Regions from separate parts of the Homo sapiens genome. Here region 2 is linked to region 1. The links are chromatin loops, found by intact Hi-C in ENCODE. Cell type or tissue: heart right ventricle. All regions are shown on one strand. Each heading gives the region's core, and the rest is flanking DNA. Links, peaks and the distances in the headings are about the cores only.

Region 1 (2,815 bases), core at 195-2,694:
AGGAAGTGTTCAAGCGCTAATGACTGGGGGTACAGGTGGGAAAGACAGAGTAAGTATAACAAAAGTTCAACCTATCACTCCTGTAATCCCAGCACTTTGGGAGGCCGAGGCGAGTGGATCACTAGGTCAGCAGATAAGAGACCACCTTGGCTAACACGGTGAAACCCTATCTCTACTAAAAATACAAAAAATTAGCCGGGCGTCGCGGCGGGCACCTGTAGTCCCAGCTACTTGGAAGGCTGAGGCAGGAAAATGGCGTGAACGCGGGAGGCGGAGCTTGCAGTGAGCCGAGATGGCGCCACTGCACTCCAGCCTGGGCAACAGAGCAAGACTCGGTCTCAAAAAACAACAAAAAAGTTCAACCTATTTGGTTATTGTTCATAACATTTCAATTAAAAAGTGAAATTCTGGCTGGGCACTGTGGCTCACGCCTGTAATCCCAGCACTTTGGGAGGGCGAGGCGGGCAGATCACGAGGTCAAGAGATCGAGACCATCCTGGCCAACATGTTGAAACCTCCCCTCTACTAAAAATACAAAAATTAGCCAGGCGTGGTGGCGCATGCCTGTATTCTCAGCTATTCAGGAGGCTGAGGCAGAAGAATTGCTTGAACCCGGGAGGCGGAGGTTGCAGTGAGCCAAGATGGCGCCACTGTACTCCAGCCTGACAACAGCAGAGCGAGACTCCATCTTAAAAAAAAAAAAAAAGGACAATTCAGGCCAGGCGCAGTGGCTCATGCCTGTAATCCCGGCATTTTGGGAGGCCGAGGCGGGCAGATCATCTGAGGTCAGGAGTTCAAGACCAGCCTGGCCAACATGGTGAAACCCCGTCTCTACTAGAAATACAAGAATTAGCCGGACGTGGTGCTAAGCGCCTGTAATCCCAGCTACTCAGCTACTCAGGAGGCTGAGGCAGAAGAACTGCATGAACCCAGGAGAGGCTGCAATGAGTAGAGATTGTACCACCGCACTCCAGCCTGGACGATAGAGCAAGACTCTGTCTCAAAAAAAAAAAAAAAAAATGCAATTCACTATTTATTTACTTATTTTTTTTTTAAGATAGGGTCTCACTCTGTCACCCAGGCCATCATAGCTCACTGAAGCCTCAACCTCCTGGGCTCAACCAATCCTCCTCCCTCAGCCTCCTAAGTGGCTGGGATTTCAAGTGTGTGCCACTTAGCCCGGTTAATTTTTAGGGGTAGAGACGGGGTCCCACTATGTTGCCCAGGCTGGTCTAGAACTCTTGGGCTCAAGCGATCCTTCTACTTTGGCCTCCCAAAGTGCTGGGATTACAGGCGTAAGCCACCACACCCACTGAAATTGACTATTTCATTGCTTCCTATAATTCCCAACTTTGACTTACCTTGGATTTCTTCTAAACTGTTCTAAATTAGTAAAATCAAGGTGTCTGGACTTTTCTGAAGCACTGTGTTCCAGTTACCTTTTTCCCCCAGAGTAAGTATTTTCAATCTCAACTATTCTTTAAAAGTTCTAAATGTGATCACAGGATTTTATCTACTTGAGATAATTAAGTCTCATATGAACTTAAAGAGGCAATACTATGGGATTGTGAAAAGAACACTAAATCTGGAGTTAGTGAAAATTTTCAATCCTGATTTACTCATGACTGGGAAGATCTAACCTCCAGGTTCTACCACTCTCTAAAATTTAAAATGAAAATTCCAGGATCTTGTCCAGATCCACTAGTGTGTGTATATATAAAGCACTCTATAAAATATCCAAATAGTGGTAATAACTAGAAAAATATAAAAATGCAATCTGTTGTTGAAACATTTAAACTAAGTCCATTGTCATATTTATTAAAATTATTTTCCCGTTATCATTATAACTAAGTCTAAACTTGTCACATTTGTACTTATTCAATACTGACAACAATTTCAAAAATAAGAGGGGCTATCCCTGGGTTTTTCAATAGTTGTTGTGTGACTGCTAAGCAAAAGGCCTTTAAAAAAATTTCACATATACTATACATACCCTGTTGTTCCTCTGCAATCCAATCAACCTTATCTGCATGTCTAGTATTATCTAACATTAATCTCTTCAAATCATTTCAGGAACAATACTGCTTCCAAAAGCAGTAATTTCAATTTAGAAGAACATCTTAAAAACAGAATACAGGCTGGACACAGTGGCTCAGGCTTGTAATTCCAGTACTTTGGGATGCCAAGGTGGGAGGATCACTGGAGCCCAAACATTCAACACTAGCCTAGGCAACACAGTAAGACCCCATCTCCACAAAAAAAAAAATTACAACTTAGCCCAGCATAGTGACAGGAGCCTGTGGTCCCAGCTACTTGGGAGATGGAGGCAGGGGGATCCCTTGAGCCTAGGAGGTCTAGACTGCAGTGAGCCATGATCGCACCACTGCACTCCATCAAGGCAACAAAGTTGAAATCCTATCACACACACATACACAAAAACACCAGAACAACAACAAAAAACCAGAATACCTTTGGAGCAAAAGAAAGCAAAATACTTCTATTTCAAAGATAAGGAAAATTCTCGTCACTCTGGAAAATAATTAAAATCATTCTTTTGAAATTCTGTAATACGTGAATATATGAATAGTAGTTTTTACTGTTAAAAGTGTCTCATGATACTTAGGTAAAACCAATGCAGCACAATGATAGGTTAAATAAAAATTCACTCTTCTTATTCTGTGATTTTAAAGTATTATCTACTCTCTATGATACTTCTCCTTTGCTACTGCTACTGCTACTGGGACACAGTTGCCCACCACAATCGGCGTGGTCCTCTCACAAAACACGCAGAAAATCAACAGTAACAACGGAAAAC
Region 2 (2,815 bases), core at 117-2,616, 70 kb before region 1:
AATTATGATCAGTACTATGATGGAAGTTAATCACAAAACATGACATATTTGATGGGATGTAAATCAAGGAAAACATCCTGGAAGAACTGACATCTGAACTTGAATTTTCTCAGCCTGGACAGAAGTTATACTGGAGGTGAGGGAGGGTAGGAAGAAGAGCATTTCAGATGGTGGGCGGTATCAGGGAAAAAGCACAAGTTTGCAAGTCAAATCCTGAAACGCAGCCTCAGCTCTGCAACTTACTAGCTACTAATAATTGACCTTAAGAAAAAAAAGTCATTTACTTTTCTGATATCCCGCTCTACATCTGTAAAATGGTTTAAATAGTTAATACCATCTTTGCCTACTTCACAGTTAGGAAAGCCATTACCAACTACAAAATAACTTATAGCTTAAGGCAGTTCAAAGTTGACTTTCTTTCCCTTTTATACTGCAGACAAAGGAGGATGTTGTGTCATCAGACCCTTCCGTTAAGCTTGCTTCCCTGAACTCAGGTAATAATAGATCTGTTTAGCAACTTCCTGCTGTAGGGATAGTATTCAAGAGAAAAACTCACAAACTGACTGCAATCTTACCCTCAAACATTGGCAAGAGCCTTGATCAATGATAAAGTACCAATGCATTTAGTATAAAGCATGATGAAGTACTTAACTTTTTACATTTCCATCTATTTTTAAACTATAATATTTTGATTTTATATTTTCCAATATATCACCTCTGCTGTGAAAGACGATTTTTCTGCTCTTCTCATACACTTTTGTGGTTCTCCATTACAACTTATATCAATCACACACACTATTACTTCAGTAAATTTTTGTCACGTGTGACAGACAACCCAGAAATTGAGATTAATCTCCCAATTTTCAAATACAGATTTTTTTTTACATACAATCCTTTCTGCAAAATCATATTTCCATTAAGATTCCATGCTAAAAGTTAGGCTCTCTCTCCTTTAATAAGAAAATGTGGCACTGATGACCATTTCCTGAAAATGCAATGTAACCAACTGGTTTGTTATAGACCAAACCAATATTAAATTGACCCAGTCCTGGATGATTTGGGCAGGGTGAATTCACAATAATTTGCTACTGCACAGTAGTATTTAATTCAAATAATGTCACTTCATGAACTTTTAGGTTTCATAAATATTAAACCTGAGTATATCAAGGGTCATAGTACACTGACTGAGATATCATCTTTCAAACCTCTTCAAAGTGAGACACCCTACCTAGCAGAATGTTTGGTGCCCAACAAATCCTCAAAACCATCCTCACACCAATGTTTACTAAATGACTTAACCATCTGCTATATGCAAGCTACTTAAAGGCAGGCTTTCAAAAAAGATTATTTGTAAAGTTAGTTTTGAACTTGGAAAACATTCTACACATTTACACCAAAAAAAACTCACACACAGAGAAAAAATCAGTTGTAAATTTATCTTATGTCACCGTTCAAGGTTAAATATGCTACTGTGTCTTAACCACTGTGAAAACATAACAAATGGCATTTATGTGATCATTTGTATAGCTCTGTGGCTGGCAGGAAGACAATGCATGAAGCCCTGAATTTGTCCTTATAACTTTACTAGAGGGAAGAAGGTAGTAGAGAAGAGGAAGAAACTAAGGAAAGAGCTCATGTGCATAATAGGAGACTAAAAAGCTTTGGGGAACTGACTCCCTACGCTTTTATTCTCTGGGGGCTTAAGAACTCCCAGAGCCCCTCTGTGGGTCACATAATTCAAGTTCTTTCAAAATTATTACAACGATTACACCTATAACTAGGTTGCTTATATTAGTGCAAAAGTCAGTGAAATTACTTACCTGGTGAAGTTATTAACTTGCTGTGATCTTGACATATTTATACTGTTTAGTTCTGGTACATTCAAGTTGGATGACTGGTGTTTATTACTATGGCAATATGATTGATGTGCTTTATTTGATATTACACCATTACTACAACTTTCAAAACCTGAAGAAAAAGATACCACGTAGAAACAGAAACAAACACTAATTTATTAATACGGTTGTAAACAAGTCTCCATGTTGATTTTGTACTAAGACTTCTAGAACGTAGGAGAGTCAATGGATGATGTAAACAGGTAACTTCTTTGAAAGGATACTAAGAATACTTAATTGTGAGATCTTAATTATTACCTCATCTAACATTTATTGAAGGCTTAATTACACATCTCATTTAATCCTCAAAATCCCCCTAAAATGGCAATATTATGATCATCCCCATTTTACATATGAATACACTGAGGCTCAGAATTTATCCAAGCCTGAAGTGACTGTATGATATTCAAGAGGAGTAGTGGCTAAGAACAGACATGGGAATCACACTTGTTGTACAGAGTGGTGATGTAAATAAACTGAGAGGAAGTAATGCAGAAAAGAGAATAAATTGAAATAAGAAAAAGCAATGGTGTTACTTCATGAAAGGAAAGGAGACACTATCTGACTTGTTTAAGAATGTTAAATGTACAAAGATAACATCTTGGGAAATGCAGAATTAAAGAGATGGGCAAACAGAAGACTGAGAAGCATCAGAAATAAATCTGTGGCTGGGCACGGTAGCTCACACCTGTAAGCCCAGCACTTTGGGAGGCTGAGGCAGGAGCAGTGCTTGAGGCCAGGAGTTTGAGACCAGCATCAGAAACATTGCGAGACTCCAACTCTTTAAAAAGAAACAAAAACAAAACCAAAAAAACCTGTAGAAGTGATGTCACAAAAGCCAAGAAAGGAGAGAATTTTAATTAAGAGAAAGCCCAAAGTCACAGAGAGTAAGACTGGTGAGCCAACAAACGGATGGGAGA

The links. Hi-C counts contacts between places; a loop is a spot of excess contacts. Peaks named below come from ENCODE experiments on the same cell type or tissue, not always from the same donor. Only the 100,000 strongest peaks of a DNase experiment are listed, where the experiment ranks them.
Region 2: a loop joins it to region 1, with 3 times the contacts of the local background. A loop is called at or near these places in 34 of 110 quality-filtered maps.

What each region holds. Positions count from the first base shown.
Region 1 is chr6:13,706,004-13,708,818 of GRCh38, forward strand. The region is part of intron 1 of RANBP9 (RAN binding protein 9); the gene reads right to left. Among named protein-coding and RNA genes, the nearest start is that of RANBP9, 4.4 kb to the right of the region's middle. In heart right ventricle, for the core only: no CTCF peak of the experiment used is centred there; no DNase peak of the experiment used is centred there; H3K4me3 peaks cover 115 bases; H3K27ac peaks cover 610 bases.
Region 2 is chr6:13,635,988-13,638,802 of GRCh38, forward strand. It overlaps RANBP9 (RAN binding protein 9), which reads right to left. Exons shown (of 14, transcript NM_005493.3): 10 at 1,821-1,968. Among named protein-coding and RNA genes, the nearest start is that of NOL7, 22 kb to the left of the region's middle. In heart right ventricle, for the core only: no CTCF peak of the experiment used is centred there; no DNase peak of the experiment used is centred there; H3K27ac peaks cover 740 bases.